3 separate regions of the Mus musculus genome follow, and regions 2 and 3 are each linked to region 1. The links are chromatin contacts, found by Hi-C or POLR2A ChIA-PET in ENCODE. All regions are on one chromosome and are shown on one strand. The core of a region is the stretch at or near the end of the contact, and the rest is flanking DNA. Distances in the headings are between cores, read along the strand shown. Region 1 holds the start of Gsk3b (glycogen synthase kinase 3 beta). Region 2 overlaps Gpr156 (G protein-coupled receptor 156). Region 3 holds the start of 4930542C21Rik (RIKEN cDNA 4930542C21 gene).

Region 1 (5,097 bases), core at 1,440-3,939:
ATATAAATAAAAGTAGGTATTCTAGGATTGGGGATATGTCTCAGTGGTTAAAGTGTGAGGACCAGGGTCTAGATTTCTAGAACCCACATAAAAGCTGGGGTGCTTACCACTCCAAAATTGGGGGACAGAGACAGGTAGATTCTTAGAGCTCACTGGCCAATCAGTCTAGCCAAACGGGGGAACTCTTGGGTGAGTAAGCTATCTGCCTTTTACTATTATTGTGTGACTGGTATGTGCCATGATGTACAGACGTGGAGGCCAGAAGACAAGTTAATGGATTTGGCCCTCTCCTTGGCCTTTAGGTGCATTCTGCAGACTGAATTTAGGTAGTCAGGCTTCTACAGCTAGCACTTTAGCAGAATCTGGGGGATGTGGGGACTGTACCAAGAGAGAATTGTGGAGTAGAGGCAAAGAACAAGGGATGTGAACCCCGGTTCTGCTGCCTTAACTTTGTGGGTCTTGCAAAAATGAGTTAACTTTCAAGGCGCACTAATACTTTTCCCAGTAGTCCTCACCATGTAGGAAGGCAAAATGAGAGGTTTTCAAAGTCAGAAAACCAGTACTGACTGTTAAGTTTCAGTATGTCTGTGGGGTCCATATGGCCGACCCCCACCTGAAACTCATGTAGATCAGGCTGGTCTTGAACTCAGTGATTCATCTGCCTCTGCAGTACTGGGATTAAAAGAGTGTGTGCCCCACCACACCTGGCTGGCTGTTCTGTGTTTTATTAAATAAACTTTTCCTTCTCCAAGTCCTATTTGTGGACTGAAATATGTATTTTTTTCCTATGAAAAGATTTTTTTCAATTGAGTTAAAAATATCTGAAGGCAACAAAAAAGTTACTAATCAAAACCCTAAGGTAGGCTATTTTTGAACTAGTTTTATATACAAGAATAGCCACGTTGCCAGTTTCTGCAAACTAAACCCTTGTTATTTACCTTCCTGCTGGTATAATTAGGTAGGGAGGATTTAAAGTTCTGCACCACAGCAGTTTAGGAACAGTGGCAAAGGTCTTTCATAATAGCATGGAGAGGCACCATTCAAATGACAAAGTTGCCAAGCAAGGCGGCTGCTTTTAAGATTCTTTACCCTCCCCCATGGCATCGGGCTACCTTATAGACGATTTTAATTGTGAAGAACAAGAGTCTCTTCTGCACTTGAGGCATAAAGTCTCCGATAAGGAATGAGATTACAAATTGGCTGCCTGTCGGGCACATTTTCCTGGGATTTTTTACTTTGTTGGTCTACGTGGTTTCGGCATATCGGTTGCCAACACGTCAGATTTAGAGATCACACATAAAACTTCAACGTTATGGTTTTGGTAATTAAAAAAAAAAAAAAAGGAGAATACGATTATTTTAATGGTGGACCCCCTTAAGGGCATGGATGGAACTCCCGTTTCCACATCATCTAACATTCCTATTGTCTTCCACCAGGCCGGTGTCATTCGCTTTATTTGCCAGGCCTCTACAGACATCTGAGTCTGCAAACACTATCCAGACCTTTACTGGCTCCCTTCAAAGCTTACTTTGTTCTGTCCCAAGTCCCTCATCAGATTTTAAAGCAATAGCTAAGCAATCTGATCAAGTACGTGTACTTTTACATGTGCTTTCTGGAGATAGCATCTCAACAGAAAGAGATGACTATGCGGGTGGGTATTACAAGTATCACGGGATTACAGTCAGGATTGCCAGTGTCCACTCTAACTTACTCTAGTCGTAGTAGCCACGCCACACAGCTCTCGGATGGACCAAGGCAATGGTCTCCTTTGTAGAACAATGGACGCTGGACTACATGTGAAACCTACTTAGGCAGCAGTGTGCTGATCATCCAATAACACTAAAAACTGCTGCGAGCAATTCTGACTTGAGCTTCCTCCTAGGATTCGAGGTACTGTCCTGACCACATTTCCCCTCACCTGTTTTCGGGGCTGCTTTTGCGCTGGACAGTCGCGCCCATGGACCGCGCTCATCTAGCATGAGCTCATCTCTCGGGGGCGTTTCCAGAAGGCCTGGTCTGGCCTTGTGCGCCTGCTGCAAAGGGCTCCCCCCCCCCCCCCCACGAGATCAGCGGCCCCCCGCGATGGGCGGGCGCGGCTGCCCAGAGGCTCTCCTTCTCTGGAAGCTTTGTTCCCATTTAAGCGCTAGAGGGTTCGGCCCCGGCCACGGCGCCCTACGTCTTTCAGAGAATAGACGTTCTCATAGGCTCAGCACGCGCGGTGGGGAGCCTCGGGCGCACTTGGTAAGCCGCGCCCCGCGGAGCTCCCGGGAATGGGGACGGCCTCACGCCCCACTAGAGCGCTCGGGGCCCGACCCTCCGACCGCAGCATTGTCGGACCGGGCTGCACAGCCAGCACGAGCGTCGGCTCGGAAAGCAGATGCAGGCCGACCACTCATCCCGTCCGCCCGCTTAGGGACCACCCGAGGCCAATCCCACTGCAGCTAGGTCTTGCGATTGCACAGCAGTGAGCGCCTATTGGCCGCCGCCACGGGCTCCTGCACCCTCCTTCTCCCTTTCGAAGCTCCCCTCCCCCCGCGCTCCAGCTCGACGCTGCAGACCAATGAGATGGCACTTTATAGGTGCCCTCCCTCCGCTTTCTTCTTCTCCCCGCCTCAAAGAGGGAGGGGAGGCTCTGACTGGCCCGATGTCCTCGGAAGCCCCCTTCCCTTCACCAATCACCGAGAAAGGTACACGCCCAGCGGAGTTGTCCAGCCAATGAGGAAACGGGCGCGGCGCCCAGCCGTGCAGTTCCTCCCGCGACTCGGGAGTTTCGCCGTCCTTAACTCTTGAGGCTTTTCCCTGAGGGCCAACAGCTCTGATTGGCCACTGTCGCTATTGTCGACTCTTCTCTCTAGCCAGCCACAGGACAAGGAGAACCCTCTTCCCTTCTGTTCGGCTACCTTCGGCATTCCTCGTTGCTGGGGCGTGGTCTCCCAGCGGCGTCTCCTCATTGGTTATCCAGGTCGCTCGGCTTTTTCCGGCAGGAGCTGCAAGCAAGCGACGTCTCTGATTGGTTCCGGCTTGGGTTTCGGCTCTACAGCCGAAGCTGGCGGGCGCGGGCTCGGCGAGCGATTCCCAGACGCCTGTAACGCGGGCGGCGGGGCGCTGGGCGGTGTAAGGGCTGGGTGGGGGAGGAAGGAGGCGGAGGACGAGTAGGAAGGGGGAGGGGGAGTGGGGAAGGGCTAGGCGGCTGCGCAGACGGCGCGCCTCGCACAGAGCAGCCCCCGACCCGGCCGAATGCGGGCTTGTGTCGCCGCCGTCGCCGCCGCCTGGGCCGAGTGACAAAGGAAGGAAGGCAGCAAGGAGGAGCCGGCCTTGCAGCCGCTGACAGGGCTTCGGGCTCCGGGCACAGCGCGGACACTTCCCGAGCAGCCGCTGAGCAAAGGCGAGGGGCGGAGGCCGGCCGTGCCGGGGCCACGGACGGGGGAGGGGACCCCGAGGGACGGAAGCGGTTGCCTGGTTCCCATGTCCCCGGCGTATGGGGAGCAGTCAGGGAGCCGCTGCCTGGGGTCTGAAGGGAGCTGCCTCCGCCGCCGCTGCCGCCATGGCCGCTGGATCCAGCCACCGCCTGCAGCTGCTCCTGGCGCAATGAGGAGAGGAGCCGCCGCCACCGCCCGCCGCTGACTCGCGACTGCGCTGCCCTCCGGTTCACCCGGCCGCCGCCGCCGTCAGACCGCCGGATCCCGCTGCTGCCGGAGCCGCAGCGTTTGCCGTCGCATCTCCGAGCCATCTCCTCCCTCCTTCCCATCCCCCTTCTCTTCAAGCGTGAGGCTCGTGATCCTTCCGCCGCTTCCCTTCTTCATTGACTCGGAAAAAAATCCCCGAGGAAAAATATAATACTCAGAGTACTTATTTTCAATCAAGTATTTGCCCTCGTTCACGTGATATATATATATTTTTAAGGATTCCACTCCACCCTTTTTCTCCTCTTCCAGGAAAGGGAGGTGAAAGAATTGTATTTTTCTCCCAGCTCTAAATCATCTATGTGTTAAATATCCGTACCGATCTGTCTTGAAGAAATACATAGCTCCTTTTTTTTTTCCTTCTTCTTAAATAGCTATACAAAAGGAGTGAAAAGCCAAGAGAACGAAGTCTTTCTTTCTCTTTCTTGCGGGAGAACTTAATGCTGCATTTATCATTAACCTAGCACCCTAACATAAAACAAAAGGAAGAAAAGGATTAAGGAAGGAAAAGGTGATTCAAGAAGAGCCATCATGTCGGGGCGACCGAGAACCACCTCCTTTGCGGAGAGCTGCAAGCCAGTGCAGCAGCCTTCAGCTTTTGGTAGCATGAAAGTTAGCAGTGAGTATCGATTTTATTTTACACCCTTCCTCCACCTTACCATTTAGATAAGAAACCTCGAAATACCAGGATCTTACACTAACAGACCTGATAGAACAGTCAGTGGTCGTGGAAAAGGGCAAAACCAGCCTTGAGTCAAGAAGAGGCAGGCTCCTTTTCCTCCTCCCATTCCCGTACCCCCTCCCCCCGCCTCATTAACCTTGGATTGAGAGAATATTAGTTTTATTTGCCTGATTGGATTTGAAACTTCTTTTCTTACGTTCTCCGTGCTGCTGGTAGTCTTTTCAAGTGCTCCAGTGCCTCCGGGTTAAGCGATGGAAGAAGCGTTCGCTTGCCCATCCCTTTGAATAAAGAAGAGGAGGACAAGGCTTGATTAATAAACCATGATGTACATTTGCCGAGTCCTTGTCTTCTGGAATGAGGGAGTTTATCTTAGTTAGCTCAGGTTATCAGGGTTCTGTATTCAAAATAGAGATATTAAATGCCCCAGCCTCCTAATATTTCCTATTTGCCCGTGTGACTACACAAAGTATTTTTGAATCTGGGGATGAACTTGCTTGGTAACCCACATTGCCGTTGGAGGCAAGCTAGCATCCATCCCTCACTCGTCTAGGGGTGGTGGAAGCTGATAAATATCCCGCAGCAGTCGCATCTCTAAGTGCATTGTTTTCAAGTGGTTTAATGTGTTATCTCTTAACCTTCCTGTTTTGACATTACCAATCTGCCACCATATAATTTGTTTAATCAAAAGGTAACTTGGAAGGAGATTCAACTTTTGATTGAGGTTGTATTGTC
Region 2 (5,097 bases), core at 1,132-3,631, 94 kb before region 1:
TAGTCTAAGAGAAAAGACTTTTTTTTTCTTTTTAAATGTTTTGATACGTAGCCTCGGAACTTACAGTGTAGCCCAGGCTAACTTTCAAGAGAATAGCCTTCCCCCCCTCCCCTTTCTAATTTGGGATTGCAGGTTCATAGAAAAATGTCTGCTTCATGACAGGGAATGGTTTTCCTAGCCAGGTGTGGTCGTGTGCCCCTATAATCTCAATACCTGGGAGATGGAGGCAGGAGATAAGGCCATCCTTGGCTACATAGTAAGCTTTCCCTTTCTTCTTATTGGAGGGAAACACAGAATCTCCTTTTTTATGAAAGGGAGAGGTTTTAATGTATTTCCTATTGCAGAGGTTAAGAATAAAATCAAATAAAGGAGGGCGGAAGCAGAGGTCGGGCATAGAGAGGTAGAAGGAACCCTTAAGCCCAGGGGAAGTGCTGGTGGTTGTTTTCTGAGCTGATGGGCTGCAGGCCCTCATCCATCACCTTAACGACCTAGCCACTGGATGTTTTCGTTTTCTCTCCTGCTCTTCTTCCCCCTGAGGCTAGCCCCGTTCTGATCCCCCTTCCTGGAGTGAAAACTAATGATTCATTCCACTGCTGACTGATAGAAGGTTACAGTCAACTTCCGGATGCATGGGCACTCCAGTCTCCTTTCTGCTCACTAATTCTCAACAAAACATTCGACCAAATATAAGCATGGTGGGGGGCGGGAGGAGGTGGGGTGGGGACTTGAGCATCTACATGAGTCTCTGTGGCTGGGTGCAGCCTTTGTACCATAAGCAGAGAAACTTTTGCAGCATCTTGTTGTTGTAGGAACTGGGCTGAAGAAGGCCCCTTAGAAATAGAGGCTCATTGTCTGGGATGCCGGAAGAGTGGGGGTGGTGTGTGTGTGGGGTGGCTAGGGGTTGGGGCTGGGGGTGGGGGTCCTTCTTCCTGGGAGATGGGAGGCAAAGAGAAACTTTTGGGCCTCCTAGACTTCTTTCCCTGCTCCTTTCCTTTCTTGTTTGCCTAGAAAAGAACTAAGCATTTGCTCTGTCAGCCTCCCTTACAGCTAGAGGTGTCCCCAGAACATCATTTGGAACACTAGAGGTTGCCTAGAAGGCTTCTGAGAGACAGACTTTGTACTGTCCTGGGGGCGACGGGGAGCAGGCTGAGACTGTTGATATATCCCTTTTATGTTCTCTCTGCCTTGAATATATGTAATGTCTGGTGTGATGGCAGTCGGCTTATGATCAATAAACTATATTTATTACACTAGGAGACTCTAGTTCCTTCCATGTAAGGGTATACATTCAGGAGGAGAGGTCTCTTAAGGAAAACACACAGGTACAAAAGTGAACAAGCCTCTGAAGATTTCGTGACGATGCCTTCTTCCGCAGTAGAAAATGTTCCAAGCTATTTATTTTGCTTGGTCAATAGGATTCCAAGGACATTGCCTCTTTTCAACAAAAGTAAACCACAAGGCCAGGAATCTAGTCTTAGATGATGAAATATTGAACAGGGATTTAAAAAAATGATGTTAGGTTGAACTGAAGCACTGAGTGGGCAATCTGGACACTACAAAAGTATTGAGCTAAGAAATGAAGGAAGCAAAAGACAGAGAAAAATAAGAGACTGATTAAAAAATATAAAGAATATGAAGAATCGGTCTAGGGGCGAAGTTCATCTCTGAAGGAGGGGGAGGGAGAGAGGAGGGAAACAGGAAGGGAAGGGGGGGGAGGAAGGCAGAAGGGGAGAAGGGGAGAAAGAACTTATCACCAAGAAATTTTAAAGGAAAGGCTTTCTGATTTGAGCAAAATGCCCTTTGAAAATGGAGGGAATCCACAACCTCCCTGCATGGTCCTAGTTTGGTTTCTGCTCCTCGCTCTAACCCTGTGCATCCTGAGCCTCAGACACAAGCATTCTGCTTCCTCCTTCCCCTCCCTCCCTCCCTCCCTCCCTCCCTCCCTCCCTCCCTCCCTCCCTCCCTCCCTCCCTTCCTTCCTCCCTCCCTCCCTTTCTCTCTCTCTCTCTTTTCCCTCTTAAACTGACCATGGTATGAGACTAAACCATATCTTATAGTATTGTAGATTTAGGGTCTAAGTTCTTTTCATCAGAGAAAAATGACCGAGGTCTGTCCCTAAACTGATTTCATCTCTGGCCCAAAGATGTTTGGCAGAAGCATGGCTTTCCTTGTGAGACTCACACTGAGTCCCCAGGGCGGTGAGACAGCTGAGCACATTATGGGAGTGTCCCAGGGAACCTGGGAGAGGATCGGTTGGTAGCTGCAGGGAGATGAGTCCCCGGCTGGCCAGAGCCTTCAGATCTGCTGTGACTTAGAAGCGTCTCTAGGCAGCGCTAGAGAGCAGGGTGAAGCGAATATAAGGCAAAAAGCTTGTACACACATGGGCTGTCAGGAAATGCCTGGGTGTATCTGATGCCAAGCGCTGAGGTCATCGCCAGCCATTAGACAACCCCTGCTTCTGCGACCTGAGCGTGACCCATCCCCCAACTCCCATCCCCCACCCTTCCATTCCGTTCCGAAAGACAAAATTCCAAGGACATTTGCTTTTCCTGCCCAGCGTACACGACACACTTAGGATTTGTCCCCTTTATCTAGGAACCACAAGACTGGAGAATTGTACAGAAAAGCTTCCTTCACTTATTCAGGTATCCTTTGGTCACATCTTAGCCACTGTGGACATGTGGTGAAGCACAGGGCCCTTCGCCTCCTTAAGTCTCATAGGGAGTATTCATAAGAAGAATTACAATGTGCATTGAATGCTTTGGAAGCCTCCCCAGACTTTGCTAAAACTTGTGGCATCTTCACATCAAACGAGCGTTGGAGGACAGTCTTGAGAGAATAGCAGCAAGCAGATCGGAAGAGATAAGACAAAATATGAGAAAGAGCTCCCAATAGTGGGAGGAGCTCCAAGGACGGAATATCCCTTTTCATCTTATCATTTTAAAAATTATTTTACTTGTGTGTATGTGTGTGTGCATATGCATACGTATATGTGCATGGGCGTATGATGTGTGTACATGCCATGGGCGTGGATGGAGACCAGAGGGCAACTCAAAGGAGAAGTTAATTCTCTCCTTCCACTAGGGGGGGGGGGTCTCTGGGATTGAACCCAGGTCACCAGGCCTAGCAGCAAGCATCCTTACCCACTGTGCCATCTTGCCTCTTTGCTAAAGTCGACTTTATTTGTATTTTTTTATGTGTATGAATGTTTTGCCTGCATGTATGTCTTTGTACCAGGTGCATTATTGGTGCCCACAGAAGCCAAAACAGAGTACGAGATCCCCTGGAACGGAACAGACAGTTGCGAGCCACCATTCCTGTGCTGGGAACCAACCTGGGATCCCCTGGATCCTCTGCAGCTCTGAGCTTCTAGGAGCACGGCGTGGCCTGTTACAGATGACGCTGTACTCCCACAGGAGTTCCTGTGGCTGCTCTAATAGGTGCCAATGGCTTTGAGCAGAACAAATGTAGTATCTTGCAGTTCTGTAGGGCAAGTATCAAAAATGGGCTTTATTTGACTGAAACCAAGGTATCACCTGATCTACAATTTTTTTTTTTTTCAGAAAAGGGGGGACTCCATTTCCTGACTATTTCAGCTTTTAAAGACTACTTGCCTTCTTTAAGGCCCTTCCTTCCCTTTCAGACCCAGCAATGGGGCATTCTAATGGCTGCCCTTCCTTCTCTTTCTTTCCACCTTCTCTGGCCCTCCTCCCTCTCTCCATCCCAGCTCCTCTCATTCTTGAGACAGGGTTTCTCTGTATAGCCCTGACTGTCCTGGAACTCACAGAGATCTGCCTGCCTCTGCCTCACAAGTGCTGAGATTAAAGGCGTGCGCCACCACCCTCATCAGGCTCCTCCTTCTCTCTTATATGGACTCTGGTAATGACATTGACTCCACCTGAATACTCCAGAATAATTGTTCCATCCCCAAGCCTTAACATCACCATCACAAAATTCTACTTGCCATCTTAGGTTACAGTCAACAAGTTCCAAGGACCCAGAGATAAGGAAGAACTGTGAAGAGCTATAACCCAGCCTATAGCATCCACATCACCCAGAGGCCAGAAATAAAAATGTGCTGGTCCTTTGGAGGAACTACCTTGACCCTTGAGGATTGAGTAATGGATATCCCAGAAAATACAGAGTCAAGTCTCAAGGACTGGGACCTTCAGAAGGGAGGGACCAAAAGGGGTTGGAGAGCTTTGGTCAAAATGTGGCTCCATCAGCTTAGGGGACGTGAGCCCCAAGGCTTGATATGGCCTTATGCCTGTGTTGAGCCAATCCTTGGCATCCCTGCAGAGATGTCCCCATAAGGGGAGCTGAGACAGAGGGTAAAAGGTTCCTACCTTTACCACTAGGGACCGTGTCCTTCATATCAGTGGTACTCACTAGGTAGACACAGCATCCCAAACTCCGCACCAGACTCCTGTCTGATGATTTGCTAGATCACCCCTGTTATTATAAAAGTGGGCCAGACCATGTTTCCCCAGATCGCTCCCCAAGGACAGTTTCTCGATCCCCAACAATCTGTCTCTTCATCAGTTAGATGAGAATCCAAGCTGTGGTGGTTTTGGTTACAGTTGTGAGTCTGTCAAAAGTGTTGTGTGACCTTGGAAAAGTCACATTCCTGTCCTCACTTTCCCTGTCAGAAAATATGGCCATGTGCTGACATTCTGGGTTTTTAGATTTATTTGTTTGTTTGTTTGTTTATTTATTTATTTATTTATTTATTTATGTGAGTACACTGTAGCTGTCTTCAGACACACCAGAAGAGGGAGGGCATCAGATCCCATCTAGATGGTTATGAGCCACCATGTGGTTGCTGGGAATTGAACTCAGGACCTTTGGAAGATCAATAGGTGCCTTTAACCACTGAGCCATCTCTCCAGCCCAAACATTCTGTTTTCATTGACATAAGTTGGTTTCTATTTGTGCTTTGGTCATTAATCTGGCTTAGAAAAGTCTCCAACAATGAACTGGACTCTCAATATCAAAAAACACAGCACTCCTCAACAACTGACTGATGACCAAGATTAGCTTCATAGACACATTCAGGTTTAGTCGGCTTCCAATGAGAGCTTTAGAATACCATTCTAG
Region 3 (5,097 bases), core at 965-3,464, 72 kb before region 1:
AGCCTTGCCTCTGATCCCATGGGTTTCACCTGTCATCTCCAGCTCTAGGCTTTGCCAAATCCTGGCCTAAGGCCATCTTTCTCTTGCCCTGGCATAGTTACCGAGTGATTGTGCAGCCTGCTGGTGCCATGTGGCACTGTGGGAAGCTGGTGGAACCTTCAGGAGGTAAACCCAGAAGGACAGTAGGCTGTGGTGACATGTCATTGAAAACAACAATAGACCCTTGTCACTTCCTCTCCAACTTTCTCTTGCTTCTTGACCAAGGGGCAACAGGTTTTGTGATCTCCACCATTATAGTATTGCACTCCCACCAAATGCTAAGAATCGATGACCAATCAATTATAAACCTGAACCTCCGAAGTGATGAGACAGAGTACACTTTGGGTTATGATAAGTATATTCTTTAGTTTTTAGTCTGTGTGAGTGTGTGTGCGTCTCTGTGTGGTATATGTGCTTGCTAGTATCTGTGGGACCCATAAGAGGCCACTGAATCTCACGGTGATGGAGTTACCAGGTGAGGCACCGGACATGGGTTCTAAGAACCTAACTGGGGTTCGTTGAGAAAGCAGCCAGTGCTCTTAACCACTGAGCCATCTCTCTAGCCCATCGGTCTGTTTTGTTGGTTGTGGCTGTTGGTTTGGGTTGGGTGTGGGTCTCATGTAGCCATGGCTGTCTTCAAACTTTGTGCACAGAGGAAGATGATTTTCACTTATGAGTCTCTTGTCTGCACTTCCCAAGCACTGGAATAACAGAAATATATAATTCCAGCATGCTGTGCCAATGATGTGCTTATAAAAAGATAAAGAGGTATGAGATGTGTTCTATTGGGGTGTGGTGAGGTGGGGGGGGCGGGGGGAGGAGATGTTTTGGCGGGCTCATGCCAAGACCCCTGAGGGACCAGCCACAGGACAGTATAGTATAGAATAGAGTTTTTAGGGCATGGGGAGGGGAGTTAAGGGGGTAGTGGAGGCAGAGAAAGGTAGAGAGAGAGAAGTAGAGGAGAAGAATAGAGGCTGGCCATGAGCATGTGGAGAGAGAGGGGAGAAGGGAGAGGGGAGAGAGAGGAAGAGGGCAAGAGGGAGCAAGGGAGCAAAAGAGAGGAGGAGCCCCTTTTATATTGGTCCAGGCCCACCTGGCTGTTGCCTGGTAACTGTAGGGAAAAGCATACCTGGCTGTTGCCAGGTAACTGTGGGTCAGAGTTTAGACAGAATGCTAACAGTGAGAGAATGTTATCTAACACATAGTCTCTCACAGGTGCATGGAATCTCAGATTCTTCAGAGGTTCCTTGTATTCTTTCTTGCCCTGACATGAGCATGGGACGCTGTGCACACAGTGGAAAGGTGCTTAAAACACTGAGTTGAAGGATAAACAAGGAAGGTTAAATTTTTGTTGGGCAATTACTTCCAATACATCTGTCACCAAACTAGCAAAGTAACAGTGAGGGGTAAGCAAAAGATAAATGTTATTTCCAGCAGTGATGAATACAATATAAAATAATAATAAAGTAGGTTAAAGGGGAGGAGAGTAGATGATCAAACAAATGGATCAGTAAACATATCAAATTTCTATTAAATGAAAACCACACAAATAAAACTTACATTATGTCCACCCAGAATTTCCCCCACTAGATTTTACAGAGCCACTAAATGTCCTATGAGTATGCTATGGTTATTATTTTTTTAAAAAATATAAAGACTGGGTGGCTTAAACAAGCAAAATTTACTGTCTCCGGGTTCCAAAGAAAACCAGTTGGATTCTCCGAGGGACGCAAGGAAAGACCCGTCTCCTTGAACTGTAACGGGCCATCTTTTCCCTACACTGATTCACACGTCTTTCCTCTCACGAATGAATCACTACGGCTGTGCATAACACTTCGGGGAGACTTCCTAAATGTTGAGCTGAATTCAAGTTTGCCCAAGAGAACCAATGAAAGGGTAAAGCTGTTTTCACCCAGGACACTAAAAAAGGTTCATAGCCTACAGCAGTTCCTGGAACTCTCTGAGTCAAAGGAAATTATGTTTCCATGACACAGAGCCTGACTCTGGGTTTCTTAATTAAGGGTATTTGCATGATGAGAGGAGACTTGTTTCGGAATAGTCATTGCTCTACTACTCCCTAATCAATGGCCCACTGCTTCTGACCTAAGAATTATCTCTACGGCAACTCCATGAGTCATGGAGAAGGCCTGGCTCTCAGGAGGGGAGGGAACACCAGGAAGGAGGGAACTGTACCTTCAGCCTGAGATCTCTCATCAGGGTGCAGAGGCTGATGGGGAGCCACCAGCTTAGCCTCTCAGTTGCCAAACGAAGTAGGAACAAGAGAACTTTCAGCCAAGTGTCTCTCCACTATTCCTCTTCAGCAAAGTTACCAGAGTCCTACACCAAACTGGACCCTCTACTTAATGATCGTCACTGGACCAACAATTAAAAACTCAGGACCCAACAACCCAGAGGGAGAACACCCATGGGTGTGAGAGGTAAGCAGGGCTGGTAGCACAATGTGATTTCACCTTCATTCACGAATTGAGGTTCCACTGTGTGCTAGGATGGTCCCCTAGAGGCACAGATAGGGTTTCTTAATCTAGTCAGCAGAGAGTCTCCCCATGGGACATTTAAAGACCCTTGAAGGCATGCCTCCCATGTTGTCTTCCATCACTAAGACTGTTCAACAAAAGTCTCCCCAGACACGGGTGGGGATAACTCATTAGGTAAAGGCCACTCGGAAAGAACCATTGCCCCGTGTTGTACTGGGTTGTCCACATGAGTGTTACTTCATGCACATACTCATATCTGCTCCGACACATAAAGGGACTGTCACGGAAAGCAGCAATCAGATGTCCCAGCTCTGATGCCCAGAGAGAAGAGTCCTGGCCCACATGCATTTTTTCTACTCAACTGCAATTTGTTTGACATCAGAGTCAGTGTGGGCACCGAGCAAAAACCCAAGAATGACTTTTAGAAAGTGCTTCACAAACCTGAGGTGAGTCAACTAGAACCGAGCAGAACAAGTAAAGACTGTTTCTCTCCAACTGCTTGCTGTAAGAAAAGCAGCCAGCCGGTAAGCTGCCATGCTGCTGATTCAGAACAATCCTGGGCTCTTAGTGGCCTCCCCAGAGAAAGGCCCTGAGCTACACCTTCCCAGGGGAGTTCCTGGGAGCCTCCTGCAGCCGCAGCAGCCTGTGATGACATGACTTTGATCTTTTGCTCTAGGAAATCAGGCTTGACAAAGGACTAGGACAAAGGAGCTTGTGTACTCCTCTGCCCTGGATCCAAGACCAGAGGTTACAAAATGAGGTAAATACTTGCAGAGAGTAAATACTGTGTAGGGTAAGAATTTTGAAATACTCCATGTGAACGATATAAGAGGAAAATAAAAGGTGTTGGGGGAAACTCCATCACCCCATAGCACACGGTCAGTAGAAATGGTTGTCCTTTTCGTTAATGATCTCAACAATATTCCTAGAACCTTGCCACACTCCTCCTCTCTGGGCCTTAGTGGGCCTTGGTGAAGGCCTCAACAAAGAATGGGGGTGTGGCTGCCCAGATAGTGGGTAAAGGTGCTTGTAGCCAAGTCTTAACAATCTGAAAGCAACCCCTCAGTCCCTCAGTCCCCCAGTCCCCCAGTCCCTCAGTCCCTCAGTCCCTCAGTCCCTCAGTCCCTCAGTCCTAACCAGCGGAAGGAGTGAACCAGCTTCACAAAGTCGCCTTCTGACTAGTATATACACACACTAATTAAATAACAAATAAATAAAATTTTAAAACAAAGAGTACAGTTTAAGTAACACTTGCCAACTTTTTAGGTAAAATAAATTTCAAAACATGGAACTTCTGTCTGCATGGCTCTTTCTGAACACTTGGTCCTGGGACATAGCTCTATGTTGTAAGGAAACTCAAGCCCCACAGAGAAGCCACAAAGAGGTCCAAATGAAGCCCTAAGCAACAGCCAGCATCAATGCTCATAAGTATGAATAAACAAACCTTTAGATCAGGGATGCAGTTTTTTTTTATTCTGTTTTTTATTATTTATTTTTAAGGGTTTTTTGTTTGTTTGTTTTCTTGTTTTGGTTTTTTGCTTGTTTGTTTGTTTGTTTGTGGTTTTTCAAGACAGAATTTCACCCTTGAATGTCCCGGAACTTGCTCTGTAGACCAGACTGGTCTCAAACTTAGAGATTTGCCTACCTCTGTCTCCTGAGTGCTAGGATTAAAAGTGGGTGCCACCACTACCTGGCTATATTTACTTATTTATTTTGAGACAGGGCTTCCACTATGGATCTCTCTGAATAGTCTAAAATTCACTTTGTCCTTCCAGTCTGCACCTTGGGCACAAATTGCAGCTAGCCCCACAACACCCAGAGGAAGTTCCACTCTCAGGCGTTCTAACACACCCAGGATCACAAAATCACAGAATCACAGGAGTGTGGTCACACCAGGATCTCAGGGTCCCAGAGACTGCTTGACTCCCAGAAACCCTGACACACCCAGGATCTCAGGATCTCAGGATCACAGGGGCCTGGAATCACAGGATCACAGCGACAGCAAGACTCTGAGGAGATCTGACACAACCAGGATCACAGAGACAATTGGACTCTGAGAAGACCTGACACAACCAGGATCACAGGAAGGACAAGCTCCAGTTAGTTATAGGGAGAGCAGGTAGCACTAGTGATAATCAGATAGCAGGAGGCAAGCATAAGAACATAAGCAACAGAAACCAAGGTGGCATCATCAGAACCCAATTCTCCCACCATCAAGTCCCAGATACACTATCGAACTGGAAAAGCAAGATTCAGAACTAAAATCACTTCTATGACAATGATAGAGGACTTTAAGAAGGACATAAATAAGTCCCTTAAAGAAATACAGGAGAACACAGGTAAACAGGTAGAAGCCCTTAAAGAGGAAACACAAAAATCCCTTAAAGAATTACAAGGAAAACACAATCAAACAGGCAAAGGAAATGAACAAAACCATCCAAGATCTAACAATGGAAATAGGAACAATAAAGAAATCACAAGGGGAGACAACCCTGGAGTTAGAAAACCTAGGAAAGAGATCAAGAGTCATAGATGCAAGCATCACCAACAGAATACAAGAGAT

The links. A loop is a pair of places that touch in the nucleus more often than their neighbours do. ChIA-PET counts read pairs that join two places held with the same protein, here RNA polymerase II (POLR2A).
Region 2: a map of heart shows a loop between it and region 1 (5-fold over the local background). The contact joins the enhancer-like site here to the promoter of Gsk3b in region 1. A Hi-C loop is called at or near these places in 14 of 37 maps with a recorded cell type or tissue (adrenal gland, gastrocnemius, heart and 2 more). POLR2A ChIA-PET finds 5 or more read pairs at or near these places in 4 of 5 experiments (Patski and embryonic stem cell).
Region 3: POLR2A ChIA-PET joins it to region 1 with 27 read pairs in Patski. The contact joins the promoter of 4930542C21Rik here to the promoter of Gsk3b in region 1. A Hi-C loop is called at or near these places in 1 of 37 maps with a recorded cell type or tissue (v-Abl transformed pro-B cells). POLR2A ChIA-PET finds 5 or more read pairs at or near these places in 5 of 5 experiments (Patski and embryonic stem cell).

The regions. Positions count from the first base shown.
Region 1 is chr16:38,086,312-38,091,408 of GRCm38, forward strand. Gsk3b (glycogen synthase kinase 3 beta) reads left to right here and starts at 2,690. Exons shown (of 11, transcript NM_019827.7): 1 at 2,690-4,302. The coding sequence starts at 4,215. It overlaps BC031361 (cDNA sequence BC031361), which reads right to left and starts at 2,949. Exons shown (of 1, transcript NR_033221.1): 1 at 1-2,949.
Region 2 is chr16:37,992,490-37,997,586 of GRCm38, forward strand. The region is part of intron 8 of Gpr156 (G protein-coupled receptor 156); the gene reads left to right. Among named protein-coding and RNA genes, the nearest start is that of Gm36225, 6.8 kb to the left of the region's middle. Within about 2 kb of position 2,382, at least 2 of the 3 ENCODE cell types and tissues checked have a DNase peak (open chromatin) inside an H3K27ac peak, as active enhancers do; they include gastrocnemius and heart, where a contact is called at or near this core.
Region 3 is chr16:38,015,109-38,020,205 of GRCm38, forward strand. 4930542C21Rik (RIKEN cDNA 4930542C21 gene) reads left to right here and starts at 2,215. Exons shown (of 4, transcript NR_040565.1): 1 at 2,215-2,477.